Regions from separate parts of the Homo sapiens genome. Here region 2 is linked to region 1. The links are chromatin loops, found by intact Hi-C in ENCODE. Cell type or tissue: natural killer cell. All regions are shown on one strand. Each heading gives the region's core, and the rest is flanking DNA. Links, peaks and the distances in the headings are about the cores only. Region 1 has its middle 56 kb from the start of LINC01987. Region 2 holds the start of LOC105371908 (a long non-coding RNA gene).

Region 1 (15,741 bases), core at 3,787-11,786:
GCCCCCCGCCCGGCCAGCCGCCCCGTCCGGGAGGTGAGGGGCGCCTCTGCCCGGCCGCCCCTACTGGGAAGTGAGGAGCCCCTCTGCCCGGCCAGCCGCCCCGTCCAGGAGGGAGGTGGGGGGGTCAGCCCCCCGCCCGGCCAGCCGCCCAGTCCGGGAGGTGAGGGGCGCCTCTGCCCGGCCGCCCCTACTGGGAAGTGAGGAGCCCCTCTGCCCGGCCAGCCGCCCCGCCCGGGAGGGAGGTGGGGGGGTCAGCCCCCCGCCTGGCCAGCCGCCCCGTCCGGGAGGGAGGTGGGGGGGTCAGCCCCCCGCCCGGCCAGCCGCCCCGTCCGGGAGGGGGGAGGGGGGGTCAGCCCCCTGCCCGGCCAGCCGCCCCGTCCGGGAGGGAGGTGGGGGGATCAGCCCCCTGCCTGGCCAGCCGCCCCGTCCGGGAGGTGAGGGGCGCCTCTGCCCGGCCGCCCCTACTGGGAAGTGAGGAGCCCCTCTGCCTGGCCAGCCGCCCCGTCCGGGAGGATGGTGGGGGGGTCAGCCCCCCGCCCGGCCAGCCGCCCCATCCGGGAGGTGAGGGGCGCTTCTGCCCGGCCGCCCCTACTGGGAAGTGAGGAGCCCCTCTGCCCGGCCACGACCCCGTCTGGGAGGTGTGCCCAGCGGCTCATTGGGGATGGGCCATGATGACAATGGCGGTTTTGTGGAATAGAAAGGCGGGAAGGGTGGGGAAAAAATTGAGAAATCAGATGGTTGCCGGGTCTGTGTGGATAGAAGTAGACATGGGAGACTTTTCATTTTGTTCTGTACTAAGAAAAATTCTTCTGCCTTGGGATCCTGTTGATCTGTGACCTTATCCCCAACCCTGTGCTCTCTGAAACATGTGCTGTGTCCACTCAGGGTTAAATGGATTAAGGGCGGTGCAAGATGTGCTTTGTTAAACAGATGCTTGAAGGCAGCATGCTCGTTAAGAGTCATCACCACTCCCTAATCTCAAGTTCCCAGGGACACAAACACTGCGGAAGGCCGCAGGGTCCTCTGCCTAGGAAAACCAGAGACCTTTGTTCACTTGTTTATCTGCTGACCTTCCCTCCACTATTGTCCTATGACCCTGCCAAATCCCCCTCTGCGAGAAACACCCAAGAATGATCAATAAAAAAAAAAATAAAAAAAAAAACAACCAATCAACAAACAACCTCATAAGCCCAGCAGACCGTGAAGGCCCCAGGAACTCAGGGCAGAAGTTAGCAATGTGGGTTCTGCCCTCGTTGGCCAGAAAGGTGCGGTGTGGCCATTTCACTTCCCTCGCTGGGCCTTGGATTTCCTTACCAGAAACATGATGGTCATAGTCACTGGCCAGTTGACTGCCCAGAGGTGGCACAAGGATGAAATGCAATTGGACTCAGAGAACCGTACCATGAGCCTAAAGCATCTCATCATTCAACCCCACAAATCTCAGGACAAAGTCAGTGCTCCACGGCGTCCATCCCCGGCTCCTCCCTCCCTAACTGGCAGAGACCAGAGGGACACACACGTGCCTCAAGTTCACACAGCAACATGGAACACCCAGGCCTCTCGTTTTCTGAAGCTTTTCCACCCCTCCAAACCTTTGCTATAATTATCACCACTGCAACTTTTAACTAAAACTGATTAAAAGTTTACCACGTGCCAGACACTATTTTAAGCATTTCTCCTGCATCATCGCATCAAATCCTCATAGTAACTCTGTGAGAGTTGTTATTGTTGTTGTTTCTGTTTCACAGACACAGAGGAGTTGAGAGATTTCCCCGAGGTCACACGGCGACGTGGACCCAGGTGTACGTCCCTTGCAAAGCTCGTGCTCTAACCATGACACCACACTGCCTCTGGCCCTGATGACTCTTGCAGACACTCTGACGGTTTGGTCCCAGTTCCTGGTTGGAGGGGGACCCCTGATAAACAGGGGTCACTGCTGATCTGGCCTTTCTGGAATTCTGCAGGGTCTGCCCTCACTTCCCTGCCACTCACCCTCACCCCACCCCCAGCCTCTCTGCTGTTTGCTGCTGTACCGCACAGCCTGTTCACCCCAGGATCTGCCCCTTCCTCTTCCAGGGTTCCAGGGCTTCCCAGAAGTCAGGCTTCCATTCCCGCAGGAAGGGTGCAAACAGGCCAGTTCCTGCTGTGGGGAGGAGTGGGTGCCACAGTCCCTCAGATCACTAATCTATTCGATCCTACTGTGTGCCAAGTGCTGCTCTAGGTGCAGATGAACAAGCCAGGTGGGGCCTGCCCTTGGGGAGCCTGAGGCCAATGTGCCCGAAGGGTGCCCAGTGCCCTACAGCCCGAGACAGACCCTGGCTGCATGAGGCTGCCCAGCACTGCACCCCAGGAGACAGGACAGCAGGAGAGCAGGAGTTGGACGCCCGCCTGCCCATCCAGCAGCAACAGGCACTGGGAAAGGGTGAGGCCCTGGGGAGAAAGAAGGCAAGGGAGCCGGGCAAGCAGCAGGCAGGAGAATCACAGAGCAGCTGTGCCCAGGAGCCCTGGCATGGGGGCCATGGCCAAGCAGCTGTGGCTGCTTCCTCTGTGTCTGTCTTTGTGGCCCTGGCCGGGATGGCGCTGGACCCCAAGAGGCTGCCTAAGCCAGTGGGCATGGCCTCCTTAGGCAGCCTGGGTGATGAAACGGACCAGACCCCTGGGTGTGGGCATCACTCTTGCTCTGCCAGGAAGAGGCAGAAGGACCAATGGCAGCGGCAGGGGTGGATTCTTGCCCAGCAACAGCTGCCAAGACTCTGGGTCCCGGAAGCAGCCCCTCCCTGCCTCCTTTCAGTGCCCTGGCTTTGCAATGCAGGGATTTGCCAGCCTGAGCTCTGCCAGCCTGGGTTCAGCAAATCCCGCAAGAAGAGCCGGCTCCCCACGGGATTGCCAGTGGACCAGTGAGATGCCTCCTTACCAGTGCCCACAGCGGGAGGGGTGTGAAATCGGGACTGGCTCCCTGAGAGCTGTTAGAGGCCACCCTAACTGCCCATGGGTATTCGGCTGAAATTCAGCTCCTCTGGGAGAAAAATCTGGAACAGAGAAGGAGGCTTTAATCTGTCCGCAGGCACTTCAAGGGGAGAGGAAGGATTCCTTTAGAAGGGGGCAGGGGTTGCTGGAAAACAAGGCTGTGGTTTTAGAGGAGGGCAGTTAGGGTGGCCCCTTCCTGGGGGTCTGGGCTTGGGGCCCTGCCTGCAGATGAGGGGGATCCGCCTGGGGCAAGGTCTTGAGAGAAGCCCCATAGATGGCCCCGTCATGTGGAGTCAGCGGCTGTGGTTCGGGGGAAACAGGGAGGCCACCGCCTGCTTTCCCGGGCACCGTGTGGCTGACCCACCGCAGTTGGAGGTCTTGGCTCTCAGGGAGCTTGTCCCGATTTCCCACCCCTCCCGCTTAAGGGAACTATGGGCCGCCTGGCCCTGTGCTGCCCGCCTGCACTGGTGCATCTTCAGCTGATGAGAGGATGTGAGGTCTGGAGTGAGGCCAGCATGGCTTCGCCTGCCAGGAGCCTTCCTCTGCTCGCTCCTCTCCCCCAGCCCCGGGACAGGTCCCCATGTCCCAGGCACAGTGACACTCTCTGGCATGGAGCCAAGGCAGAACTTGCAGCAGCCTGGGAAGGTGGATCCTGGGGCCACAGATCTGGATGAAGAACTTTCCTCCCGGAAGGCAAAGGCAGGCACCGCTGCTTGCCCCAGACGGTGGGGGTGCTGAGGCCTTGGCGCCACGCCTCTGTGGGGTGAGGGCCATCTTGAGCCAGAGCCTAGAGTGCATTCCAGAACCTGATCTTATCACTCCACCAAGGACGCTAGTATTCTGGGGGATTGATTTGCTGCAACCAGTGATGGATTTAAAACACATGAGGAAGCCAATTCATTCCTTCACCCTGGGCCTGCAGAACCATCCGAGCTGCACTGGGGCAGTTCTGTACATCTCCAGTGAATCCAGCCCTGCACCCCTCTGTTAACGTGCTTTTCAAACCAAACAGTGGAATGCATTGGTCATCACAGGGTTTGATCTGATGTGAAAAGTGTTATAAAGCCATTCCAATTAAAGTGCCTCTGGCCTTGTGTTTCCTGAAAGCTGCTATTGAGAGGAATATAATTGCATGAGAACAGCATCCCCTGAACTTGCTGCTTCTTGGGGACCCCACCACATGGCTTGGGTCAAACAGCACACTGACAGGATACCCTGGGCCACAGGAGGCAGCCTCCCACCCACACTTCTCTTCCTAATCTCCAAGTAGCCACTCCCCTGGGTCTGCCTTTGTCCCCAAACTGCCCGATCCCCAGTGTCCCCATCGGTGGGTCAGCATTTACAGGGCACCATCCTTGTCCCCATGATACAACTCTCACCCCACAGGAGCAGGGTGCTGGTGGCCCAGATTTCACAGAGGGCTTGGTGGGTTTCCAATCTTCGTCTGTGAGTCTCGAGTCCCTGAGGACAACGCCCCGCTTCTGTGTGTCTCTCCGGACTTGTGCGGGGGTACTCAGCAGACTCTTGGGTGATCCACCTAAGGTGCAGTGCCCTGCAAGAGCTGGACACCTTGAAAATAGAAAGGGGGTTCACTCCACGCGAATTATAATCCTGGGAGAAAGGTGCTTGGCCTGGCAGTAGCAGGGGGCAAAGAAAACACAGTGGAGGGAGAAGTAAGAGAATGGCCACTCCTGCCCCTCCAACTCCAGCAGTGCCCCCCCGACTCCAGCAGCCCCCACCACTCCAGCAGGCCCTCCCCACTCCAGCAGGCCCCCCCACTCCAGCAGGCCCTCCCAACTCCAGCAGTGCCCCCCCCCGACTCCAGCAGCCCCCACCACTCCAGCAGGCCCCCCCTACTCCAGTAGGTGCCCCTCACTACAACAGGCCCCCCCCACTCCAGCAGGCCCTCCCCACTCCAGCAGGCCCTCCCCACTCCAGCAGCCCCCCCCACTCCAGCAGGCCCCCCCTACTCCAGCAGTCCCCCCCACTCCAGCAGGCCCTCCCCACTCCAGCAGGCCCCCCCAATCCAGCAGGCCCTCCCCACTCCAGCAGGCCCCCCCACTCCAGCAGGCCCCCCCCACTCCAGCAGGCCCCCCTACTCCAGCAGGCCCCCCCACTCCAGCAGGCCCCCCCACTCCAGCAGGCCCCCCCCACTCCAGCAGGCCTCCCCCTATTCCAGCAGGCCCCCCCCCACTCCAGTAAGTGCCCCTCACTCCAGCAGGCCCTCTCCACTCCTTCTCTCCCTCCCTTCCCTTCCCATTCTGGGCCCTCGCCTTCATTCCCCTTTTCTCTTCGCCCTTTCTTTCCCCTCCTCTCTCCTCCTCAGAGTTAGAAAGACCTTGGTGGTGGGTCCCGGTAGGAGGAGAGGACGCTTGCTCCCCACTTCTTGGAGAGCGAGCCTTTGCTTGGCAGGGGTCTCAGAGAGCACCCCGAGCTGCTCACACCCCCCGTTGCTCACCACCAACCCCTTCAACGTCCAGGGTCCTGCAGAACTCTCAAATCCAGCCAGGTGGGTGTGGCTCAGGCCTCCGGCTACCTGTGCTGGGGTAGGGAACAGGGAAGGGGGCACAGCCTCTCTTTTATTGTTGTTTGGTTCTGGCCCTGCCACAGAAAGCATTTTGCAACTGGACCCTCCACCCACCTCCCCTGACCCCCTAGTGCCTGGCAGATGCTTCCTAGCGCAGGGGGAGGGAGGGAAGGAGCGGAACAGACGGCCCCCCCAGGGGTCTCACCTGCCATCAGCCTTCCAGTCTCCCTCATCCCCGCTTGCTGACCTCCCTCCTGGCCCCCAGGGGACCCACGAGGCACACCCTGCATGGACTGATGCCACCCAAGCCCTGGCTCCTTGCCCCCAGCCGACGCTCCACAGAGCTCTCTGCCTCGCTAACTTGGAACAGTCATAGCATGAGTGGGTTTTTTTCTCTTTTAGTCAAAATCAATGACAATGACAGAGTAATAAGGCGAGCCGTGGGGAAGAAGAAGAAAGCGCCTGGTGTCAGGATTGATGCAGGAGGCAGTTAGAGGGACCTATTAGGATTTCAGTTGCCTCAGGGTGTGCTTCTCCGGCGAGCAGGTGTGATGTCAGGGAACCCACTGGCAGGCAGGCAGCCTTGTCCCTGCACACCTGTCATTAATGTGGAAGGCGCAACATTGCAGCTATTAGTAGGGGGTGGCGGGGTGCGTGGTGGAGACATCTCAGTTATACAAGGGGGACTAAGAGTTCCACTGGGAGAAGAGAAGGAGGAACCCGAGGTGTCTGCCCCGACTCCAGGGCCCCGAGTCTGGAGAGAAGGGACCTCGGAGGGGGCGTTCACCACAGCGCAGTGGACAGGGCCTGACCGTCACAGGTAGGGGGTGCCTGGAGCCTGCCAGCCGGAGGAGTGGGGACCCCTTTGTTTTCCTCCCAAAGTCCACTGTTCCTGCTGGCTCCAGAACAGCCCCCAGGCATTGCCACGCTCCCTCCCTGGGCCACACTGGCTCCCCGCACCTCAAAAGGGAGAAAGACCCACAGGGCTGGGGGAGACGGCAGATCCCCCACCATGCACTCACATAGCTGGGGTTCTTGTCACTTTGCCAGGTCCCTTTCAATTTCCACTCTGAAAGAAGGGCTGGCACATGACAGCGTTAACCTCTGGCCTCCATTCTCTGCCCCCCAGAGAATGAAACAAAGGGAGAAAGGGGATCTCCCCAGGGATAAGGCAGGCTCAGGTCAGAGGCCCTCATTGCCCAGTCATCTTGGGCAGCTCCCTAGCTCTGCCCCTGGGTTTCCTGTCTGTAAAACAGGGTGCTAATACCTGCTTGCTTGGGGTCATTAGAAGTTGGATGCAGGACGGGCTACCTAATCTGTGGAGCCCAGTGCACATGACAAGGGGAGACCTTGTTAATAAAGTACTAAGAATTTCAGATCCAGGTGCAGTGGCTCACGGCTATAATCCCAGCACTTTGGGAGACCAAGACAGGAGGATCACCTGAGGTCAGGAGTTCAAGACCAGCCTGGCCGACATGTTGAAACCCCATCTTTAAAAAAATACAAAAATAAGCCAGGCATGATAATGGGTGCCTGTAATCCCAACTACTCAGGTGGCTGAGGCAGGAGAATCGCTTGAACCAGGGAGGCGGAGGTTACGGTGAGCCAAGATTGCACCATTGCACTCCAGCCTGGGCAACAGAAGGAGACTCTGTCTCAAACAAAAAAACAAAAAAACAAAAAAATTAAAAAAAAAGAAAAACTTCCGGACAGCAGTCGTTCTTGCTAAGAATTTCTAGAGTAGGAAGCAAGGGTCTTGCTCCCTGCCCACTGTGCAAATGAAAGAATCAAGTACAAGGAGTGAGAAAGACAGCCTAATGTTTCCTGGACATGGTGGCTGGGGACTGGCTGGAAGTTGGGGAGGGGACCCCCCCCAGCCTAGGTAGGCCCAGGTTCCTGCAGCCACAGCCTTGATGGTGATGGTCCAGGGAGAATGGCTGAGGGTGCCCACCTGGCAGGACCACAACTGTGATGAGTGAAATCAGCACGAGAAGGACTCTGGCACCCAGTTTGGGGGTGGGCAGGCAGGATGAGGCAGTGATGGACACGCGCAGCCCCCACCACACCTGCCTTCATCAGGGGCCTCCGGGTGCCCGGACGGATGCTGGTGACCATGGCAAGGGAGGGCTCAACGGTGCTGCCACAGCGGTGGTGCCTCTCGAGAGGCAGCTGGTTAGAAGTGAGAACGCAGTGTCTTCCGCCTCTCCACACCTTCTCAAGGAGGTGATTTCCCAGCCACCCGCGAGCAGCCGAGCATCCTCATTCAGCTCCTCAGGTGTCAGGGCACTGCTCTTGTTTACACTGTCATCGCCCTTGCACTGAACAGCAGAGGCGTGGACTCCTTTTGGCTGATCTTTGCTCTGAGCACCCAGCGCTATGCCAAGGATGGGGAGCCCCATCCAGAGCCCAGGCACCATCTCCAAGCAGATGGAGGAGCTAGGAACAGCTAGGAGGGTCTGTTACCAAAACAAAACTGGCTCCACTCACCCAGGTTGGTAAAGCCAAATACCCACACTGAGGTTTGCAGCAGGAGAAAGGAGGGCGTTTATTTGCCAGGTGCCAAGCAAGGAGAATCAGGCAGCTCACACTTAAGACCCAACATCCTCAATGGCTCACGAGCAACGGTTTTGTTTTTTCTTGTTGGTGGTTTCTTTTCTTGTTGTGTCTCACTCTGTCACCCAGGCTGGAGTTCAGTGGTGAGATCACGGTGCACTGCAACTTCTGCCTCTTGGGTTAAAGCAATTCTCCTGCCTCAGCCTCCTAAGTAGCTCAGACTACAGGCATGCACCACCATGCCTAGCTAATTTTTGTATTTTTTATAGAGTTGGGGTTTGGCCTTGTTGGCCAGGCTGATCTCAAACTCCTGACCTCAGTTGATCCGCCCACCTGGGCTTCCCAGAGTGCTGGGATTACAGGCATGAGCCACCACACCCGGCCACAAGCAAGGGTTTTCAAAGGCGGGAGTATATTTCAGGAAAGCAGAAGTTTCAGGCAAAATCGTTAATCAGTACATGAACATTATACATTGGTTTGGCCTCAAAAGGTGGGATATCTTGAAGTGAGGGGGCTTACAGGACCAGACGGGCAGAGAAAAGTCTCATCCGTCCCCCAACCCCCATCCTCAGAACTGGCCTGGCTTGCAAGGAGGGGATTTTGTCTCCATTTCACAGATATTAAGGAAATTGGGTGCAGAAACTTTCAAGAGCCTGCCCAGGATTCACAGAGTGAGAAGCCAGGGCAAAGCCAGAATTTAGACCTAGTGCTGTGTGGACTCACCCTTCCCACAGGAACATCCTGCTTCAGAACTGAACACCTGCAACTCAGCGTGGCTCACTCGATCCCAGCTCTAGGGGGTGACCCGGCCACCCACACCACTCTCTCCCCACCCCACACCATGGGTTCTGGGCTGCCTCACCCTCCCTCATTGCCTCCTGCGTGCACAGAACATCCTTTCCATGGGGGACATGCATCAGGAGTAGAGAAGGCTGGGCAGGGACATGGTGTGGGATCGCATGCGGCTGATATTCCTGTTAAATAAATACATTTTGCTAATTGGATTACTCAGACAGTATAATATACTACTGGATTTCCAACATGATGCTAATAAATTGTGTGAAGAACTTAATCATGTTAGCGTCCTGAAAGCTTATAAGAGATGAAATGAGAAAATCAGGCAACGTTGACACCCAGGGCCTCCTAAGGCTCTCAGGCTCCTGGAGCTTCCGTGAGCTCCCTTCGCCGGGCTCTCTGCAACAGAAGCTGCCGCTGGGCATGTGGGGTGCGTGTGGGGGTGTCAAGGGGAGGGAAGAAGGAGGTATTCAGCCAGAGAATGAGAGTCACTGTGCCAGGGACTCGAGGACCTGTCCCTGGGCCAGGGGAGAGAAGCTGGCCGAGCAAGGTTCCCAGCAGGTGAAGCCACCCTGGCCCTCACACTCCTCTCATCAGCTGAAGGCCCAGCGGGTGCAGGTGGGCAGCACAGGGCCAGGCGGCCTGTGGTTCTGTGAACCCAAAATATCTGAGACAGTCTCAGTTAATTTAGGAAGTTTATTTTGCCAAGGTTGAGGACGTGCGCCCATGACACAGCCTCAGGAGGTCCTGATGACATGTGCCCAAGGTGGTCAGGGCACAGCTCGGTTTTATACACTTTAGGGAGACAAGAGACATCAATCAACATATGTAAGATGAACATTGGTTCTGTCCCGGAAAGGCAGGACAACTGGAAGCAGGGAGAGGGCTTCCGCTCATAGGTAGAGAGGAGACAAATGGTAGCATTCTTTTGAGTTTCTGATGAGCCTCTCCAAAGGAGGCAATGCATGTATCTCAGAGAGCAAAGGGGGGACTTTGAATAGAACGGGAAGCAGGTTTGCCCTAAGCAGTTCCCAGCCTGACTTTCCCTTTAGTTCAGTGATTTTGAGGCCCCAAGATTTATTTTCCTTTCACAGTTCCCTCAAGGGTCTGTGCAAAAAGCATCAGGACCCTACCCACTCCCCTTGCTGCCAATGTCTTTCCAAAAGTGTTTCCACCCACATCTCCCTTCACACAGGGAACCACTGTGGGCTGAAGGTGGCCAAGAAGTTGTGGGAAGCACCTGCGGTTTTGAGGAGGGAAGGGCAGGGACTGAGCCAGGTGGCCGGAAGACAAGGCCAGGAGAGCCTCCATTAGTCCCTGAGAACTCCAGAGAGAGGTGGCTTCCCTCCTTGCCTTCCAGACTGGAAATCTGGGTGGTTGATGTTTAATTAACATTGGTATTGACTTGAAAAGCGAAGACCAGAATTTAAGAGCTCATTACCCCTCTTGCCTTCATATCTTGGCTCCTGGCTACCCAGGAGGGGATGAGGGATGAATGAGGGTCTGTGCTGCAGAGGCAATGAGACTTGCCGTCTCACCAAGCAAGCAAGTGCATAGCACGGGACAGGCCATTAGAACACCACGCACATGCACGTATGCACACTCACACCCAGGCACACTCACATGCATGCACACTCACACGCACACATGCACACACCTGAACTCAGCCCCCAAACAGGAGCACTCTTCAATGGCCATCATTAAAATAATAACTGGCTTCTGCAGCAGCTTCCCAGGTATTAATGCAAATGTTTTTCTAACTCTCCAGGTTCAAGAGCAACAGCTTACACAAGTCTAATTAGCATAACAAAATCCAGCCAGGAAGAGAAAACAAGCTCCTCTTATTTGATGCTTCCTGGTAATTAGCAAGAACAATTACTGCAGCATCCGGAATTTCCAACCCCCAAAGATGCCAGGGCCACACTTGAGCACATCAGGAATCAATTTAGAGAAGCCAAAATAAGGCCATTATGAGGGATGCTCAACCCGAGCGTGACATGTGTGTTTGCAAGCAAGCAAGCAAGCACTTCCCCGCCCACACCGCCCCTGTGCTGACCGCTGCAGCCTGCCTCCTGCCCTTCCCCGCGTCCACACACACACGCCCGTTCATACGCTCCTCGCCCAGGTCTTCGCGCATCCAGCATCCATTCATTCAGCAAATGTCAGCGACTGGACCTGCTGCTTTGTTCAGAAGGTGCAAAGGTGAGAAAGGCAAGGTCCTTGCACCCAAAGGGTCTGGTTGGGTGTGTTTAACCTGCATTTCATGCTGCCTTCTGTGTGCTGGGCCCGGTGGTGCAGTGCAGAGATCAGAACAAGACAGCACCCATCACCAAGAATGTCACGCCCATGAGGTATTGGATGCCTTCTAGGTGGTGAAGCCCGTGCCTGGCTCAAAGGGCACACAGAAGAGAGAGGGCCTCTCTCGTCCTGGGGTGGGTGGGTCATCAGAGACTTCATGAACCAGGTGACTGCAGAGCTGGGTTTGAGGATGAAAAGAAGTTGGTCATAGTGGGTGGACATAGGTCAGAAGAACAGAAAGAGTGCTTAGGTAGGCACTGTGGGATAAAGCCACAAAGGCAAGAAAAGGAGCGGGTGCTCAGGGACCTCGCAGCAGAGTGCAGAGGAGTGAAGGAAGGAGCCACAGGAGATGGGCCTGAGGAAGCTGGTGGCTGAAGGTCGTAGCAGGTTTCAGGGGCTGGGCCATGGATCGAGCAAGAGGGAATCAGGGTTCTGGTGCGGTGGCTCATGCCTGTAATCCCAGCACTTTGGGAGGCCGAGGCAGGAGGATCACTTGAAGTCAGGAGTTCAAGACCAGCCTGGCAAACATGGTGAAACCCCTTCTCTACTAAAAATACAAAAATTAGCTGGGTGTGGTGGCACGCACCTGTAGTCCCAGCTACTCTGGAGGCTGAGGCAGGAGAATCCTTGAACCTGGGAAACGGAGGTTGCAGTGAGCTGAGATCGCGCCATTGCACTCCAGCCTCAGAGTGAGAGTCTGTCTCAAAAAAAAAAAAAAGAGGGAGTCGGGAAAGGAGAGAAGACTGTATGGAAGAGGCACGGTCAGTGTCGGTGGCTGGAGAGGATGCCACTGTCCCATCCAGGTGGGGTGGACAGTCTCCTACCCCCAGGCCAAGAGGGTAGGCATGGATCCAAACGGGAAATGACAGATGCTGGACTCCCCGGGAGAGAAATCCTGACTGCCTGCATGTCAGGCAGAAGGGAGAGGGAGGAGATGTCCAGAATGACCACGTGGATGTGGGGAGGAGGCTGGGGGAGCTCTGCGTCGATGGGATGGGACCGTCGAGGCCAGCTGGGAAGAGGCCCCACTCACATGACTCATTCATGTGGGTCACAGCCTTCTGTGTCCAACCTGTGTCTTCTGTTCAGATCTGCACCCTTGTTGATACCCAACTACCCAGGTGGAAACAGAGCCCTGTCGTGACCATTCACAGACGACACAAGGCGTGGAGCCCCAAATAAGAGACTATGTCATGAGCTGAGCACCCCCACACCCATCTCTGCCTCAGAAACAGGTCTCCCAGGCTGAAAGGGAGGAACCCTTCTCTTCTCCTTTGTAATGGCAGCCTGAGAGGTCTCCGCGGCTTCTCTCAAGCACCCACACTGAGGCTTTGCTATAAAACCTTCCTTCCAGCCTGGGCAACATAACATGACCCCATGTCTACTAAAAATTAAAAAAAAAAGAATAGCTGGGCATGGTGGTGCATGCACCTGTAGTCCCAGGGTGTTGAAGTGGGAGGATCGCTGGAGCCCAGGAGTTCAAGGCTGCGGTGAGCTATCATCATGCCACTGCACTCCAGCCTGGGTAACAGAGTAAGACCCTGTCTTAAAAAAACAACAATAACAACAACAAACAAACAAACAAAAATCTTCCTTCCTTCCTGGTCTACTTCCCTGTGCTTCTGCTTAAGCTGATCTTACCTGGTGCCCAGTGGAAGCAAGACAACTGGGCACCTTCTTCCCTCTGCAGAGCCCGTGAACACCGTGGTGAATCTTTCGGGAGCTCCTTTGCTCAGGTAACCCTTTCCCTGGACACATGTTCCTGATTCGCAGGCAGGCCTCATCTTATCTGGGCCTTCAGTGAGGTGAGGCCTCACTCAGCATTTCAATCTGGAACATCGAGTTGACAGAGGGTAATTCACATAATTAACTTCCTTTTCTTTTTTTTTTTTTTTTTTTTGAGATGGAGTCTTACTCTGTTGTTGCCCAGGCTGGAGTGCAGTGGCTCAATCTCGGCTCACTGCAACCTCTGCCTCCCGGGTTCAAGCAATTCTCCTGTCTCAGCCTCCCAAGTAGCTGGGACTACAGTAGCATGCCACCGCACCTGGCTAATTTTTGTATTTTTGGTAGAGATGGGGTGTCACCATATTGGTCAGGCTGGTCTCAAACTCCTGACCTCAGGTGATCTACCAGCCTCAGCTTCCCAAAGTGCTGAGGTTACAGGTGTGAGCCACTGTGCCTGGCCCACATAATTAACTTCTAAATCAAAAGTTGGAACTGAAAATGCAGTTTTCCTTGTCCTTCACATTCCAGGTTGATTTCTCCCATCTCCCTTCCTTGGAGATGTGGGAAGAGAGGGCCGATGGTCCTTCTGGATGGGAAGCACAGCCGGTCCACACTGGTGTCCTTCTCAGTGCCCAGCGGTGGAACTCAGGGTATGCTGAATGAATGGAGGAAGGAAGCCGTCAATCCCCTACCTCCTTTCTCTCACCGCAGTAATGAAGTATGCGCTGCACTTTCTCATTAGGAAGCATTTCTCTTTCCATCCCCACATTTGCATCTTCCAAGCATTGTGATGCTTTTCCAATCTAGAAGGAGGAAGTGGAAACCCTAGTTTCTGTGGGCTTCGTCATAGTGCCTTTTTCCTAATCCATTGGCCTCTGGTTACTCTCCTCTGAGCCACGTTCCTGACGTGCAAAAAGCTGCAGGAGCCCCAGGGCCATTCCAATGCCATTTCTTGTCCAACCCGCTCTCCAGTCCTTGCAGTGCAAGGTGGCACCTCAGGGCAAGCCTCATGGGGCCAGAGTGGGGAGGCTCCCAGCCCACTCTGCTGACCCCTTTGTCTCCACCCGGCCAGCACCTTGGCTGCTGCATGAAGGTGGTAGGAATCAGGGGGCAAATGTAGAGAAGCACAAATACCAGGCCATGGTGCTTGCTGCAACTGGAGGTAAAACAACGTGAGTCATTTAAACTGCAGGCTCCAGGCTGGAAGGAAGTCTCCAGCAGTGAAAAGAGAAAGGAAGGGAAGGGGAGGGAAGAGGAGACAGGTGGCTGGGCAAAGGAGACGAGGGGAGGAGAATTCCGGGCATAGGAAACAGGATGTACAAAGGCTCCAAAGGCAAGGAGAGCTCAGGGAAATGCAGGCCAGCCAGAGCAAGGAGGGGGCAGGCCCAGGTGAAGGTGTGGGGTGGGCACAGGCAGCCTACAGGTGCCGAGGCCACAGTGTGCTGAAGCCAGCTCCCACCTGCCCAAGAGATCTCATTACTCAATTTCCGGAAATGTGATGAACTGGCTATTAAACTGGGCCATTTAAAACATTAATTTATATCAACTTACGATCAAATAAATTTTACTTGAAACAATGGTAATAAAAACCCCAAAGTCCTTTCCTCCTAATGATTTTGCTCTATTTGGTTATTAGCTGTATTCTGGAGGCGAGTGACATTTCTTGTATTCGCATGGTGGAACTATTATGAAATGAGGGCTACATCTCTTTCCCACCATGGGTTCAGAGATGTCATGTCGTTGGTTTGAAATTGGCTGCAATATGGCTGGGCACAGTGGCTCACGCCTGTTATCCCAGCACTTTGGGAGGCTGAGGCGAGCAGATCACGAGGTCAGGAGATTGAGACCATCCGGGCAAACACGGCGAAACCCCGTCTCTACTAAAAATACAAAAAATTAGCCGGGCATGGTGGTGGGCACCTGTAATCCCAGCTATTCGGGAGGCTGAGGGAGGAGAATCGCTTGAACCCGGGAGGCAGAGGTTGCAGTGAGCCGAGATCATGCCACTACACTCCAGCCTGGGCAACACAGCCAGACTCTGTCTCAAAAAAAAAAAAAAAAAAAAAGAGCGAAAGAAAAAAAGAAATTGGCTGCAATAGGAATAGCTACAACACAGACATTGGTAAACTATACAAATCAGTGCTTGATTTGTATAGTTTTGTTGATTGTCTAGACTTATGAATGTGATGGAGAAAATGTTAATAACACAGATTCAACTAAAACAGGTTCACTGCCCTTACATGGTGAATATCACAAAAAAGATAGTCAAATTACACTTGAATTGCAGCCATAGGCTGGCTACAGTCACAAGAGTTCAGCAAAAACCTGTGAAAGCATTCTGTGTAACTGGCTGTATGGAATTTACATTAAGGAATATTATATATCTTATTATTATTTGTAAATTGGGGCCACTCGTCCTGCGTATCAGTAAAACGCATACTCAACGTCTACACGTTTGTTTTTCAGGAAGCTGGCTGTCCAACACTCACCAGCACGCCGTGGCCTGAAAGCTGCATTCAGTGTGTGGACTTCATCCTGGGTGAAGGGGATATGGCTTTCGCTAGGATTGAAAGCACAGGCTGGGTGCAGTGGCTCACGCCTGTAATCCTAGCACTTTGGGAGGCCAAGGCGGGCTGATCACCTGAGGCCAGGAGTTTGAGACCAGTCTGGCCAAGATGGTGAAACCCCGTCTCTACTAAAAATACAAAAAATTGCAGCCATAAAAAATGATGAGTTCATGTCCTTTGTAGGGACATGGATGAAATTGGAAATCATCATTCTCAGTAAACTATTGCAAGGCCAAAAAAACCAAATACCGCATGTTCTCACTCATAGATAGGAATTGAACAATGAGAACACATGGACACAGGAAGGGG
Region 2 (15,741 bases), core at 4,064-12,063, 59 kb after region 1:
GAGCTATTTTGCCACTCTGCAAGTTGTAGGAAACTCATAATCATGCAAATGGCCCTTATCCATAGCAACACAAATGAATTGCATCCAGTGGAATGTGGTTGAATACAGCGGAGTATCCTGCAGAATGCAATTGACTGTTGCCCTGTTGCGTGTTTGTGAATTGACTTCAGCATTCCTTACTGCCTATGTATGTGAGGTTCTTTGAACCAGTTGTAACATTGCACTGGTATCTTCCTTAATTAACAAGTTAAATGAAATCACTGGCACGTATTCATTTTATATTTGTATGAGACTCAAGATCTTACCTTTTATCAAAATTATCCACTGGGTGTGTTGACTCACACCTGTAATTCAAGCAATCTGGGAGGCTGAAGTAGGAGTATCTCTTCAGCCCAGAAGTTAGGGGCCAGCCTGGGCAACAGAGCAAGACCCCACCTCTACAAAATTAGAAAGTTAGCCAGGCATGGTGGTACACACCTTTAGTCTCAGCTACTTGGGAGGCTGAGGCAGGAGGATTGCTTGAGCCCAGGAGTTTGAGGCTGCAGTGAGCTATGGCTCCAACACTGCACTCTGGCCTGGGCCACAGAGTGAAACCCTATCTCAAAAAAAAAATTTTTTTTTTTTTGAGATGGAGTCTTTCACTGTCCCCCGGGCTGGAGTGCAATGGCGTGATCTCAGCTCACTGCAACCTCCACCTCCTGGGTTCAAGTGATTCTCCTGCCTCAGCCCCCTGAGTAGCCAGGATTACAGGCGCTTGCCACCACGTCCAGCTAATTTTTTGTATTTTTAGTAGAGACAGGGTTTCACTATGTTAGCCAGGCTGGTCTTGAACTCCTGACCTCAAGATCCACCCACCTCGGCCTCCCAAAGTGCTGGGATTACAGAGGTGAGCCACCGTGCCCAGCAAAAAAAAAAAAACTTTTTAAAAAAAATTTTGAAATGATCCTTTAGCAAGCTTGAAAGACCACCACACTAATTGGTGGTCTTTCAAGCTCTGTGGGTAAGAGCTGGAGGATGGAGCATTTAAGGGTTTCTGTATTTGGAATGTCCAGCAGGAACAGGGAGGGAAAGGGGGCAGCTGTCCCTGTCTACCCTCGACCCTACATTCTCCTCCAAGCCAACTCTGGCCTTGCCCATTTTCCTTTGAGACCGACTCGGAAGTTCCCAGGACTCGGCTGGGCGTGGTGACTCACACCTATAATCTCAGCACTTTGGGAGGCCAAGGCAGGCCGATCACTTGAGGTCAGGAGTTCGAGACCAGCCTGGCCAACATGGTGAAACCGTCTTTACCCAAATACAAAAAAACAAAGAAGAAGTTCCCAGGACTCTGCCTTTAAAAACTGTCCCAGAACCGCCCCACCCCCACCCTGCCACCCCCGCCACTCCGCCTGCCCATCTCTGCAGTTGCTGAGTAACAGTAAGGTCTTGCTGCTGCTGCTGCTGCTGCTGTCACTTTTCCCTTGAAATGACTTACAGCACTTACTTAATAACAAGCATTAGGGGATTACATGTCCAACACATGCTTTCGGGGTCACATTCAAACCGTAGCTGGGATGATAGCTAAAAGGCACAAGGACTTGGGTTTTTTCCAAGGTGATGAAATTCTCCAAAGTTGACTTAAGTGATGATTGCACATATCTGTGAATATGCCAAGAACCACCTGCCAAAAACACAACAGGTGAGTCACATGGTGACTTCATTTGCCAGGGCTACTATAACAGAATACAACAGACTGGGTGCCTTCAACCACAGAAACCTATTTCCTCACAGTTCTGGGGGCTGGAAGTCTAAGAGAAGGTGTCAGCAGGGTTGGTTTCTTCTTTTGTTTTTTTTTTTGAGATGAGGTCTCACTCTGTCTCACTGGCAGTGGTGTGATCATGGCTCACTGCAGCCTCCTGCTCCCAGGCTCAAGCGATTCTCCCACCTCAGCCCCCCGAGTAGCTGGGACTACAGGTGTGTGCCACCACAGCTGGCTAATTTTTGTACTTTTTGTAGAGATGGGGTTTTGCCATATTGCCCAGGCTGGTCTTGAATTCCTGGGCTCAAGCGATCCTCCCGCCTCAGCCTCCCAAATGACTGGGATTATGGGCATGAGCCACTGTGCCCGGCCCACAGGGTCAGTTTCTTCTGAGGCCTCTGGCCCTGAGTTGCAGATGGCCACCTTCTCCTGGTGCCTGGTGTCACAGGGTCCTTCCTCTGCCTGTGGGCATCTCTGCTGTTTCTGTATGAGTCCAAATCTCCTTCTCTCAGGAGAACATCAATTGTTAGATTGGAGCCCATCCTAACAGGCTCATTTTAACTTAATCACCTCTTTAAAGGTCTATTTCCAAATACAGTCACATTTTGAGGGACTGGGGATGAGGGCCTCAACATAAATTTTGGAAGGACACAGTTTAGGCCATATGAATTATATCTCAATGCAACTGTGTTTTAGAAAATGAGCGAAAGATCCCCACAGCTTTTGTCAAACAGGGGGCTCTTATTCCTCTCCAAGGGAGGCCACCATTTAACTTCCTCCCATATTTCTCCGGAATCAAAGGTGACTGTCTCAGCTTCCCCTAACCTCAAATGGGCAGGCCAGGCCACAGGCAGAGGTTGATGGTTTGGAGTCTAGCAGACCTGGCTTTTGCACCTGGTGGGACAGGTGGACTCTCTGGGCTTGAAGCATCTCTAGGAGCCTCAACCCCTGCAAGGAGCCAGGTGTCCCTCCAAACATCCACGAGGAAATCTAACCTGGCTCGCTGACATGTACCAGGCTCTGTTAGGGGAGGTACAAAGGGAGGCGACTGGAGGCGAGTCCCCACAAAGTAACCTGTGCCCTGCCTTCGGGGGTATCACCAGGGTGGTCGTTGGCCCCGACCTCAGGCGGCTCATAGCCTGGCCAGGACCACCCCACTCAAACCTGAACCCAGGCCTAAGGGTGGGTGGGAGAGCTGGGGGGACTGGAGACTGAGCTCCCTCATCCACTCTCTTTCCCCAGCACCACAAGGGCTCCACACAGATGACCTGAACACAGAACAAATGGGGCTCACCATGGCAGCCGCCAGCAGTGGGTGTCTGAGGCAGGCCCTGGAGGGCCAGCTCCCTCTCCCAAGGCACACCGCCCACCAGGCTGCCTGTTGGAGCCTGTAGCCCCTGCCGATGCATCGGAAGGGCGATGCCTCCAAGATTTCGGGCCGTCTCTCCTTCTGTTGTGAATTGCTCTCCTGTGTGCTCCTGGCAGGCCTGGCACCTTCAAAGCATTCTGTGGATATTAACTAATTAGTGTAAACACTGCAATGCAGTGATGACCTATTAGGAGGCTGTTGTTGGTATCAGATGATTAAAGGTGGTGAAAGCCTCCCCGACAGCTCTTCTGGGACTCAGCTCCAACTTTTCTCCCTGCAAGCCTGGTCTCATGGCCTGGAGAAGCATAATGAGGTCAGAGTCTGGTGAATTCAGAGTAGGTAAGAAAACGCAGTGCCTGCTGCCTCCGCCAGCTAACCCAAAGAATCTGTGGCAATGGCTGCTCAAGAAGAAATCTTGGCCTGGACTACAGGAGACAAGAAGTTTGGACTCACGTGTGACCAAAGGATCTGGGACTCCCAGTGTCCATAGGTCAGCGCACAACTAGTGCCAAGGAGGACCCTAAAAGGAGAGCCATGCGGCGGGGAGGGTCACAGGAGCCAGGGGGCTGGCTGCTGGGCCCTGCTGGGACACTGACCGGCTCCCTGATCTCTGGAAAGTCACCTCATTCATTCATTCAACAAACTCTCCAAAGCATTAAAAACATAGATACCTGCATTCTTGTCTCATCAGCAAATCACGGCACTCTTGCCTTCTAAATTTATCCAGAATCAGCCACTTCTTACCTTCCCCAAATATCATCATGCGATGACTCCAGTAGCCTCCCAACAGCTCCCCATGCTTCCCCTAGCCCCCCGTCCCCCGCAGTGTCGGAACACATCGAGTGTCAACACAGCAACCTCTTTGGCTCAGAAAACCCCAGCGGCCTTCATCCTCATCAGAGGAAGCACACAACCCTCACAACTTCCTTCTCTCACTCCCAACAGGCCTTCTTGCCTTCCTCCACGGCACCCAGCGCATTCTGCTTTAGGGCCTTGACACTTGCAGTTCCCTGTGCCTTGAGCCGTCTCCCGCCAGAAACCGTTTGGCTCGCTTCTTCACCTTCCCCAAGAGGTCTTCCCTGTCCACACCATCTAAACAGCGATCAGCAAACTTTTTCTGGAAAGGGCCAGAATGTAAACATTTTCAGCTTTGCAAGCCGGGCAGTCTCCGCAGCAACTCTTCAACTCCAAGGCAGTCCTCGGCCACACATGCATGGAGGAAGAGCGCTGTATTCCAATAAAACTTTATTTATAAACACTGGCTACCATGGACTGATTTGACCCAGGGACCGTTGTTTGCCAACAGCTGATCTAAAAAATCAACTCACCATTCCCTCCTCTCTCCTCAGCTCAGTTGTTCTTGGTGGTATGCATTGACATGTGATATGTAGACAATTGTCTACCTCTTTGTCACCTGCCTCTGCCACTGGAACATCAGCTTCACAAGAACAAGGACTCGGTCTATTTTGCTTATTGCTGTATCTCTAAATCCTCAGACAGTGTCTGGCATACAATCAGCACTCGTATTAAAAATAAATACAAGCCACACATTATGCATCGGGGAGGAGGCCACCCACTGGCTTCTACAAAGATCTGGGTTCTGTAACGAAATCTTTTCAGCGTGGGTTTCTCTAAGGAGCAAGCAGGAAGAACAGGTATGAGGAGCAAGACCTTCAGACCAGCCCACTGCCTGGAGACTTTGGACTCAAATGAAAAGCACTGTCTGAGCCTTGTTTGGAAAGGAAACTCTCCAGTGTCTGAGCCTCATAATCAACCAGCAGGAATGCTTGTGACATTTCACAACAAATAATAACAATTTCTTACCTCCGTGGGCTTCCTAAGAGGCAGTCATACTGGCTCATTTGACTTGCACATACCTGTGAGTGGGTAAGTTCTATATTTTACCGATGAGGTACACAAAGCGCAGATAGCCTTGCCCAAGGTCACACCGGGAGGAAGCAGCCGGAGCCAGCCCAGAATCCAGGCTTCCAGCTTCCACCGCAGTGCTGCTCTGACACATCCTCCTTACAGGCCAGCCTCCTGTTTCCCCGATGCATAAGCCAGTGCTAACGCCACATATCACTTAACAGATATTCGCCGAGTCCCTATGTTATGCAAGAAACTGAACTAAGTGCAATGCAGGAGGTAAAGATACTCAAGTAAGTCCTGGTGGTAAAGAGACTCTACAGGAGAGCCAGTCTGACCTTCCAAGGCAGGAATCTCCTTCTCGGCATCGCATGCTGGTTATTCCTGTAAACCGAAGTCATCACAAACTTAAAACAACAGCTTAAAACAGCAGCTTAAAACAACACGCATTTGTTATCTCACAGTTTCTGTGGGTCAGGAGTCTGGGTGTGGCTTAGCTGGGCCCTCTGCTTCAGGGTCTCATCTAAAAGCTATAGCCAAGATCAGAGCTGCAGGCTTCTCTGAGGCTCAACCGAGGAAGGATCTGCTTCCCAGCTCCCATGGATGGTCGCAGCATTCAGTTGCTTGTGGCTTCTTAAATGGAAAGCCTCACTTTCTTGCTGGCTATTGGCCAGAGGTCACCATCATGTCATGCATTGGACAGAGGCTGCTGTCAGCTCCTTGCTTTGTGGGCCTCCCCAGTGTGGCCACTTACTCCATCAAGGCCAGCAAGAGAGTCTCTCAGCAAGACAGATGTCACAATCTTATGAAATCACAAGAGTGACATCCCGTCACTTTGCTGTATTCTCTTGCAACGTTAAAGGCAAGTCACAGGTGCTGCTTGCACTGAAGGCGAGAGGACTGCATAAGGCCGTGAACACCAGCAGGTAGGACCGTGGGGCCAGCATCCACCCTGTCCACCTCATCTGCTAGGTCTTCCAACTCTCCCTGAACATCTTCAGAGACACACTGACCACTCCCTCACAAGGCAGCTCATTCCATTCTGATGTCACTTGAATGGTTAGAAAGTTCTTCCTAGCCTCAAACCCAAATCCATCTCCCTATGGCTTTTAATCATTGTTCCAAGCCCTGCAGTCTGGAGTGACATAGAAAAATTCTAATCTGGGCCAGGCACGGTGGCTCACCCCTGTATTCCCAACACTTTGGGAGGCCAAGGCGGGCAGATCACTCGAGTTCAGGAGTTCAACACCAGCCTGGCCAATATGGTGAAACTCTATCTCTACTAAAAATACAAAAAAATTAGCTGGGCATGGTGGCACATGCCTATAGTCCCAGCTACTCGAGATGCTGAGGTGGAAGAATCTCTTGAACCCAGGAGGTGGAGGTTGCAGTGAGTCGAGATCACACCACTGCACTCCAGCCTGGGTGACACAGTGAGACTCCATCTCAAGAAAAAAAAAAAAAGAAAAATTCTAATCTGGCAGAAGTTGGACTCCAGGAGGGCAGGGATTTGCTGTATCCTCTTAGAAGAGGGTTGTTGGAAAGTTCCAGGCACATCAAAGATATTCCATAATTACATGTCGAGAATAGAGAACAGAGTGGTTCAAGAAGTTGTCTCAGCAGCTTATTCGCTGCTTTCAAATGCAGAGTTGGCCTTGTATGGGAACTTGCTTACCCTGTGTCTCGGGGGACAGACCTTCATAGCCTTCCTTGGGAGACCGGCACTTTAAGAGGCTCTATTCCAACCCTGACACATGACTTGCTCAAGGTCACATAGCTGGTAAATGGCAGGTGTCAGAAGCCAGGCCTCTTGACTGCCAGCATTTCTCTGCCTCTCTATCTTTGTGTGTGACTGAATGTGAGACAGGGACACCAGACAGGCCTAGACCCTGCATCCTGGGAGTTTGCAACTCAAAGATATTTCCTCTACTTTCTGTGAACTGCCTTGATCCCTGGCCAGCAAACTAGATGTGGTATCCTCAAAGCCAGACACAGGTGAGCAGCGGGCCTCTGCGGGCTGCAGCAGGGATCCAGGTAGTCATTTCCTGCTTTCACTTAGGACTGCTGTGCACCTGCTCTCCTTCTCCCACCAGGAATAACCACACCCAGTGTACCTCCTAGGGTGTCGGGGCCTCCCCAGCACTGAGTGCCCAGCCTAGTTCAGCCTCCAGGCTTCCAGTTTCCTGGCAGTCAAGTCCATTTGCTCTGGAGCTTTGCAAGGGGCCCCCAGGTCCTTCATCACTGCACCTGCAGCTGCAGTATAGGCCTTGACCCATGGCGAATTCAGCAAGGGTTGAATGGATGATTTGAGTCCACAGGATCTGAAGACCTTGGCTGGGAATGTCAGAGGCGAGGCACAGCCTGCCTGAGCCCAGTGAGAGGAGAGGCAGAGCATCTACAGGGCTTCAGGAGGCCCCTGCTGCAACCCTGCCTGCAAGTGAGTGAGTCGGCTGGAGCTGAGGCTGAGTTTCAAGTTCTAGGGAAATGGAAAGGCCACGAGAAGAAGTAGGACCCGAAAGAAACTTTCCCTTCTTGGAAACGTCCGTGTCGCCATTATCCCCAACAACTTCCTTTTCACCTCCCTGCCTCTAAGGGACCCTCCCACCATCAGCTTTCTCCTCTTTATCCTGTGCCTCCAACTTCCCCCTTCCATGGCTGCTACATAATAAGCATTCAATAAATATGAGTCATTAAATAGTCACTGCTGTTCCTGCCTCTTCCCCCTCTCTATATTAACACATTCAGTGTTCTATCACCTAAGAAAACTAAAACCTTCCAAAATGTTTCCCACATGTGGTCGGCTATTGATGATTTTTATTTCTGCCTTTGCATTTTTACATGTCAGAGGTCTCTACCATGCACATGTGTCTAAGAGGATTACAATGAATAAGAGCTGACATTGGCTGAGCAGGAACTCTGGGCCGTCCCCGGTGCTAGGAGTTTCCTATGCACCCTATTGGTTCAGCCTCTCGACAATCCCATGTAGGGTTACCAACTGTCCCAGATGGCCCAGGCCTGAGGGGCTTCCTGGGACAAGAGACTTCTATTGCAAAAACTGGGATAATCTCAGGCAAACCAGGAGGGTTGGCCACCTTCCACCAAGGAGGCGCTATCATGATCCCCATTTTATAGATGAGAAAATTGAGGCTCAAAGAGGCTTAAAACTCTCCCTCGGGGCCAGGCACGGTGGCTCATGCTTGTAATCCCAGCACTTTGGGAGGCCAAGGCGGGCAGATCACTTGAGGTTGGGAGTTTGAGACTAGCCTGGCCAACATGGTGAAACCCCGTCTCTACCAAAAAATACAAAAATTAGCCAGCTGTGGTGGCACATGCCTGTAGTCCTGGCTACTTGGGAGGCTGAGGCACGAGAATTGCTTGAACCCAGGAGGCGGAGGTTGCAGTGAGCTGAGATCGCACCACTGCACTCCAGCCTGGGTGACAAAGTGAGACTGTCTCAAAAAAAAAAAAAAAAAACCTGCCTGGGAATCTGATCAAAAAAGGGGCAAGCAAAGGACGTAAGTAGACATTTCTCCAGAGAAGACATACCAGTGGCCAAGAAGCCCACGAAAAGACGCTCACCAGCATTAGTCATCAGGCAAATGCAAATCAAAACCACAATGAGGTTGAGGTGCCACTTCACACGCTCGACAACAGCTATAATTTTGTTTTAAAACTGAAAATAAGCGTTGGTGAGGTTATAGAGAAATTAGAACACTTACACATTGCTGGTGGAAATGTAAAATGTTTCAGCCACTGTGGAAAACAATTTGGTGATTCCTCAAAAAGTTAATCATAAAATTGCTATATAATCCACAATTCCACTCCTATGAATATAGCCAGAAAAACCTGAAAATAGACACTCAAACAAATACATGTGCACACACGTTCATAGCAGCATTATTCATGCCAGCCAAAAGGTGGAAACAACCCAGATGTCCATCAAACAATGAATGGACAAATGAATTTTGGTCCATCCATACACCGGAATATGATTCCTTAAAGAGGAATGAAGCTCTTAGATGAATGAAGCCTAAGAACATAAAGCTCAGTGAGAGAGGCCACAGGCCACAGGCAAAAGCTCCCATTTAACCTGATTGCATTTTTTTTTTTTTTTTTTTTGAGATGGAGTCAGTGTCATTCTATCACTCAGGCTGGAGTGCAGCGGCACGATCTCGGCTCACTGCAACCTCTGCCTCCCAGGTTCAAGCCATTCTGCGTGAGCCTCCCAAGTAGCTGGGATTACAGGCATTCGCCACCACCTCCAGCTAATTTTTGTATGTTTTAGTAGAGAGGGGGCTTCACCGTGTTGGCCAGGCTGGTCTTGAACTCCTGATCTCAGGTGATCCGCCCGCCTCAGCCTCCCAAAGTACTGATTACATTTTTATTAATTGTTCAGAGGAGGCAATGCATGCAAACAACGCAGATTGGTGGCTTCCAGGGGCTGGAGGAGGAGGAAGGAGGACTGACTGCCACTGGGTACGAGGTTTCCTCTTGGGTGATGCCAAGGTTTGGGAACTTGCAGAAGTAGTGGCTGCACAACATTGAATATACTAAATGCCAGGAATTGTACACTTAAAAACGGCTCATTTTGAGCTGTGAGCTTCACCTTGATTTACCAAAAACAACAAAAACAAAACCTGTACTTCAGGTCACACAACTGATGAACACAGAGCCGGCCCCGGAGCATAGGACACCCACCAGCCCGCCTTCCGTGACCGCTGGAGCCTGTGTCGCTGCTAGTCCCCCCTAGCTCAGGCCTGCCTCCCCATGCTTCTCCAAAGGCTCTCTCTACTTGTCCACTCGCCATTTGCTTGTCACCGGGGTCAGGCTTCCCCGACCACCACCCTGTGCTGGTCACCCACCCTCTTCCACTGGGCAAGTCCAGTGAACGGCACTGGGGGGTATTTGCCATTCTCCCCACCAGACTGCTGCAAACTGCCTCATAAAATTACTCAGAAAAACCCAGGGAGGCCAAGCATGGTGGCTCGCACCTGTAATCCCAGCACTTTGGGAGGCCAATGTGGGCAGATCACTGAGGTCAGGAGTTCGAGACCAGCCTGGCCAACATGGCGAAACCCCGTCTCTACTAAAAACACAAAAATTAGCTGGGTGTGGTGACGGACCCCTGTAATCCCAGCTACTCAGGAGGCTGAGGTGGGAGAATCACTTCAACCCAGGAGGTGGAGGTTGCAGTGAGCCGAGATTGTGCCACTGCACTCCAGCCTGGGTGGCAGAGCGAGACCCCATCTCACAAAAAAAAAAAAAAAAAAAAAAAAAAGAGAGAGAGAGAGAGAGAGAGAACCGAAGGGAAAGGAAGAAAAGAAAAGATAAGAAAAACCCAGGGAGGACAAGACCCAAGCAGCCAAGCAGGTCACCTCCTGAGGCCGCTGCTTTGCCCCTCTAAGGACGTCTCAGGGCTATGTCTTCCTATGCCCCCCCTTTTCCTCTCAGTCAGCCCCCACCTCACGGGCCTGCCCTGCAGGGTGTCGGGGGGCTCTTCCTTCTTGTTTTTCTAGCCTTCGCTCAGCTCAGTCAGTCGGAGCCTGACCGTGGGGGCAGCTCCTCTCTGGGGCCGGAGAATCATTCCTGTCTCCTGTCGAAATGACCCTTGGTAGGAAGGTAAGTTCACTGTCCCCAGAAGGCCTGCGGGAAGAGGCACTGCATTTTACTCAGAGCCCCTGGCAGCTGGGGAGCTGAGGAGGGGCCGTCTGTCTCCTCTGTCTGTCAAGACACACTAGAGAAACAGGTGGGGAGAGAATCCGCAGAGCTGCCCGCAGGTGGCCCCCTGGGTGGGACTGGGCCTCTCTGCTTCCCGGGGCTGCAGGGAAGGTGTCACAGGCTAAGGGTGGACTCTGGACACGGCTGCAGCTCTCACCATTCAGCTGTGGGGTCTCTCTTCGCACCTCCATCCCGAGGGTCAGGGAAGGACTGGGCGGAAAAAAGCCAAGAAGCTGGTCTCATCCACAGACACATGGGGCTTCAAGGTGGAGGAGCCCCAGCCCAGTGGGGTGGACAAGGTGCCGGGGACTGCATAGTGACCGTCAGGGCAGCCATCAGCTCCTCCTATGAAACCCCACAGGGGTGGCTGGCACTTGTCACCCTGAAGAGGCTGCAATTCCCTCGCACAGGTCATCTTGGAACAGGCAAATTCATTATAGACCCCTGGGGTCAGGAGGGGGCTCAGTACAGTCCCAGAAGGTTCCATGAAAGCCAGAAGTAGTGCCCTCAGCTTCAGCCAGGACCCTCCTGCCTGCACATTTGTTGACCACCCAGGGCCTGGGTGCTCCTGCCTCCGGCCCCCTTTCCCCACCGTGAATCCATATGGTCCCTTCTTTCCCAGCACAGCCACAGGACAGCTCTGTCACACCCTCCCCAGTGACCTACCATGAGCCACCTGGGCCGACTGGCCCTCCTTCCCCACAGAGCCCCTGGCACCCAGGACTTCCTGGCAGGTGCTGGCCCTGAAGTCCTGGGCTTCCTCTGGGCTCCTATGTGAAGCCAGCGCCCTGGAGGCCAGGTGTTTCCTGTGGGTGGGGGGGCCTGGAAGGTTCTACCACACTCACATTCCACCTCCTCCTCTGGGGCCTCCCACTTGTGGCTCAGGCCCTGCTACTGTTAATCAGAGGGAAGAGAGAAGGCCCTGGGGATGGGGTGTGTGAAGGCCTGGACTGTCTACCGCAGGCTGGGCATGGGGTGGGGAAGTCTCAGGGTAGCAGCAAGGCAGGAAGGGGAGGAACACCCAGAGCTTGGGGGCAGAGATAAGTAAGGAGCCCCCAGTTCCAGGCAACCTGTGGGTGTGGCCTCTGGGGACCAGCCAGACAGCCTGGCATGGACAGCCTCACTCTTCTCACTGCTTTGCAAATGCCACAGGTGGTCAAGCACCCACGTGGTCTTCACACATCTGCACCTTGCAGGTCCAGGATGGAGCTGTGATCATCGCTGGATGGGAAAGCAGCTTCCTGTCTCCCTCTCAGCAAGTGGAGTGCAGTGGGGTGGGCAGCTGCTTGCTGCAGACTCACTCCTATCCCCAAAGAAGCCTTGAGAGGAGGCCCTACCATATGGGGAGACTGAAGATCTGAAAGGCCCAGCTTGCCCAAGGAACTCAGCCAGTGAGTGGCAGAGCCTCCTCCCGTCCCAAAACTCTGCCTCTGGCCACCCCCAAGCACTGCCCCTCTGATGGCATCAGGGACGCGATAAAGAAACCTCAGGCAGGGCCGGCCGAGAGCCCTTCTCCCAGGCTTGCCTCCAGCTGTGCAGGAAGCCCACCTGCCCAAGACTCACCTGCGGCATTTGGCGAAAAGCAGTCCTGGGCTCCCACCCTCCCCGGCCTACTTGAACAGGATCTCGAGGGGTGGACCCAGGACTCTGCCCAAGACTGTTGAGTCCCTCCCTCCCCGGTCTTTGAGGTGGCAAGGCTTCCCCTTTTGCCTCCACTCCCCTGTTCCTGCCACAGCAGCCTCCTAGGACTGTGTTGCTCTTTTCCTTTGAGTTGGTCTGGCTCTGCAGGGGTCACCCAGGCCCCAGGCTCTCAGTGGGTGGGGATCTGATGTAGCACTGACATGTTTCATCCACTTGACTGGCAGGTCAAGGACAGCCTGGAGGTGGGCAAGTCATCAGGACCCCAGACCAGGAACGATGGAGGCTCCAAAGTCCACCAGTAGAGGGAAGAAAATAGCCGCTGTCCCCAGGCAGAGCCACCAGTCACACAGGGACGAGATCTCAGAATGAGCACTGGGCAGGGTTCTCTGGGATGCTGAGCTCTGGTCTTCCCTGTGAGCGGCCTTGGACAAGTCATCTGCCCAGACCCTCCATACCCCGTGCTGTGTCTTCTCAGAGAGTGAGCGTTCGGAAGCATGGCGCTCTCTGAAGTCCGTGGCTGGGATGTCCATGGCTGTGACGACCTTCTGAAAACCATGTGGTCTCTGTCCCACTTTCAGCCTCACAGTGCACGAATGCAAGCCCGGAGTAAGCGCCCCCAACTGGGCTCAAGACCTTCTTCTTGGGGGTCCCTGTTGCATCAGCTTCTTTTAAGTTAACTTTCTCTTGCAGTACAGTATGAATAAAGAAAAGTCTAACACTATGTGTCCAACTCCATTTGGACTTTCACAAAGTGAGTACCTTCATGTCCTCAGCTCTCAGATCAAGAAGAAAATACTGCCAGCTCCCGAGTCCTCTTCTACCTCTTCCTGTCATTAATACCCCCAAGACAACGACGACCTTGACTACTAACGCCAGAGGTTAATCTGGCCTCCTTTGGAATTACACGACAGGTACGCTCTTGCATCTGGCCTCTCTCCTCCCACGTGGAGTCTGAGCCTCACCACATGACGTCATAGCTCCTTCCTCTCACTGCTGTAGCCCAGCCCATCTCATGAACAAAGCACCATCCATATATCCATATGCCTCTGTGGATGGATGCTTGGCTCGGTTTTCAGTCTGGGCTATTACGGTGCTGTCATGAGCAGTCTCCTGGTGAACATTTGCACACGTTTCCTTTGCGAAATGCCTGGGAAGGGAATTACTGGGCTGTTGGGTGGACATGTGTTTGGCTGCAGTAGGTCCTGCCAGCTTTCTCAAGTGGTCGTACCAATTCACCCTCCCTCCACCATTGTGGGAGGCCCCAAGCTGCCCCTCGGCACCAACATCTGGGATGTCTTTTTCTTTTGAACCACTCTCTTGGATTCGGTGTAATGCTGTGATTGTAATTTGTATTTCTGTGATGACTAATGTGGTTGAGCACCTTTTTCTACGCCATCACCTTCTTTTTTTACTTTGGGTTTTTAATAGACACATAATAATTGTACGTATTTATGGGGTATATGTGATATATTGGTACATGCATACAATCTGTAATGATCAAATTGGGATTTTAGGACATGTATCCCTTCAAACATTTACCATTTCCTTTTGTTAGGAACATTCTGAATCTTCTAGCTATTTTGAAATACACTACAAATTATTGATATCCATAGTCACCCTACCATGCTATTGAACACTAGAACACATTCCTTCTATCTAACTGTATTTTTGTACCCATTAACCAACCTCTCTTCATCTTCTTTCCAACTCCCTACCCTTCCCAGCCTCTGGGAACCACTGTTCTACTCTCTACTGCCATGAGATCCATTTTTTTAGCTCCCACATATAAGAACATGCAGTATCTGTCTTTCTGTGCCTGGCTAATTTCACTTAATATTATGACCTCCGGTTCCATCCATGTTGCTGCACATGATAGGATTTCATTCTTTTCGTGGCTGAATAATATTCCACTGGGCATATGAACCACATTTCCCTTATCCAGCGTCCTTGATGAACACTGAGGTTGATCTCATCTCTTGGCTACCGTGAATAGTGCTGCAGTAAACGTGGGGGCTCAGCTGTCCTTTCATACTGAAGTTCTTTATATATTCCGGGCACTAAACATAGACATAGATATGAGTATAGACATAGATATGGATATGGATATAGATATGGATATGGATATAGATATGGATATAGACATGGATATAGATATGGATAGATTGGAAATGGATATGGATGTGGATATAGATATAGATGTGGATATGGATATAGATATGGATGTAGATATTGATAAGGATATAGATATGGATAGATTGGATATGGATATAGATGTGGATATGGCTATAGATGTGGATACGGATATAGATATGGATAGGTTGAATATGGATATGGATATAGATATGGATATGGATATAGACATGGATATAGATATGGATAGATTGAAAATGGATATGGATGTGGATATGGATATAGATGTGGATATGGATATAGATATGGATGTAGATATTGATAAGGATATAGATATGGATATAGATATAGATATGGATATAGATATGGATAGATTGGATATGGATATAGATGTGAATATGGATATAGATGTGGATATGGATATAGATATGGATGTAGATATTGATAAGGATATAGATATGGATATAGATATGGATATAGATATGGATAGATTGGATATGGATATAGATGTGAATATGGATATAGATGTGGATATGGATGTAGATATGGATGTAGATATTGATAAGGATATAGATATGGATATAGATATGGATAGATTGGATATGGATATAGATGTGGATATAGATATAGATATGGATATAGATATGGATAGATTGGATATGGATATAGATGTGGATATGGATATAGATATGGATAGGTTGAATATGGATATGGATATAGATATGGATATAGACATGGATATAGATATGGATAGATTGGAAATGGATATGGATGTGGATATGGATATAGATATGGATGTAGATATTGATAAGGATATAGATATGGATATAGATATGGATAGATTAGATATGGATATAGATGTGGATATGGCTATAGATGTGGATATGGATATAGATATGGATAGGTTGAATATGGATATGGATATAGATATGGATATGGATATAGACATGGATATAGATATGGATAGATTGGAAATGGATATGGATGTGGATATGGATATGGATGTGGATATGGATATAGATATGGATGTAGATATTGATAAGGATATAGATATGGATATAGATATAGATATGGATATAGATATGGATATAGATATGGATAGATTGGATATGGATATAGATGTGAATATGGATATAGATGTGGATATGGATATAGATATGGATGTAGATATTGATAAGGATATGGATATGGATATAGATATAGATATGGATATAGATATGGATAGATTGGATATGGATATAGATGTGGATATAGATATAGATATGGATATAGATATGGA

What was found. A loop is a pair of places that touch in the nucleus more often than their neighbours do. Peaks named below come from ENCODE experiments on the same cell type or tissue, not always from the same donor. Only the 100,000 strongest peaks of a DNase experiment are listed, where the experiment ranks them.
Region 2: it touches region 1 in a loop (7-fold over the local background); 12 of 110 quality-filtered maps call a loop at or near these places.

What each region holds. Positions count from the first base shown.
Region 1 is chr17:77,776,502-77,792,242 of GRCh38, forward strand. No RefSeq gene overlaps it. Among named protein-coding and RNA genes, the nearest start is that of LINC01987, 56 kb to the left of the region's middle. RefSeq lists an enhancer at 13,920-14,730. In natural killer cell, for the core only: no CTCF peak of the experiment used is centred there; DNase peaks (open chromatin) are centred at 7,740 and 8,120; H3K27ac peaks cover 2,019 bases.
Region 2 is chr17:77,835,173-77,850,913 of GRCh38, forward strand. It overlaps LOC105371908 (a long non-coding RNA gene), which reads right to left and starts at 5,466. Exons shown (of 4, transcript XR_935001.2): 1 at 5,312-5,466. RefSeq lists a silencer at 8,564-8,663 and enhancers at 10,283-10,932, 10,933-11,580, 11,581-12,230. In natural killer cell, for the core only: no CTCF peak of the experiment used is centred there; DNase peaks (open chromatin) are centred at 6,889, 8,569, 8,929 and 11,519; H3K27ac peaks cover 1,461 bases.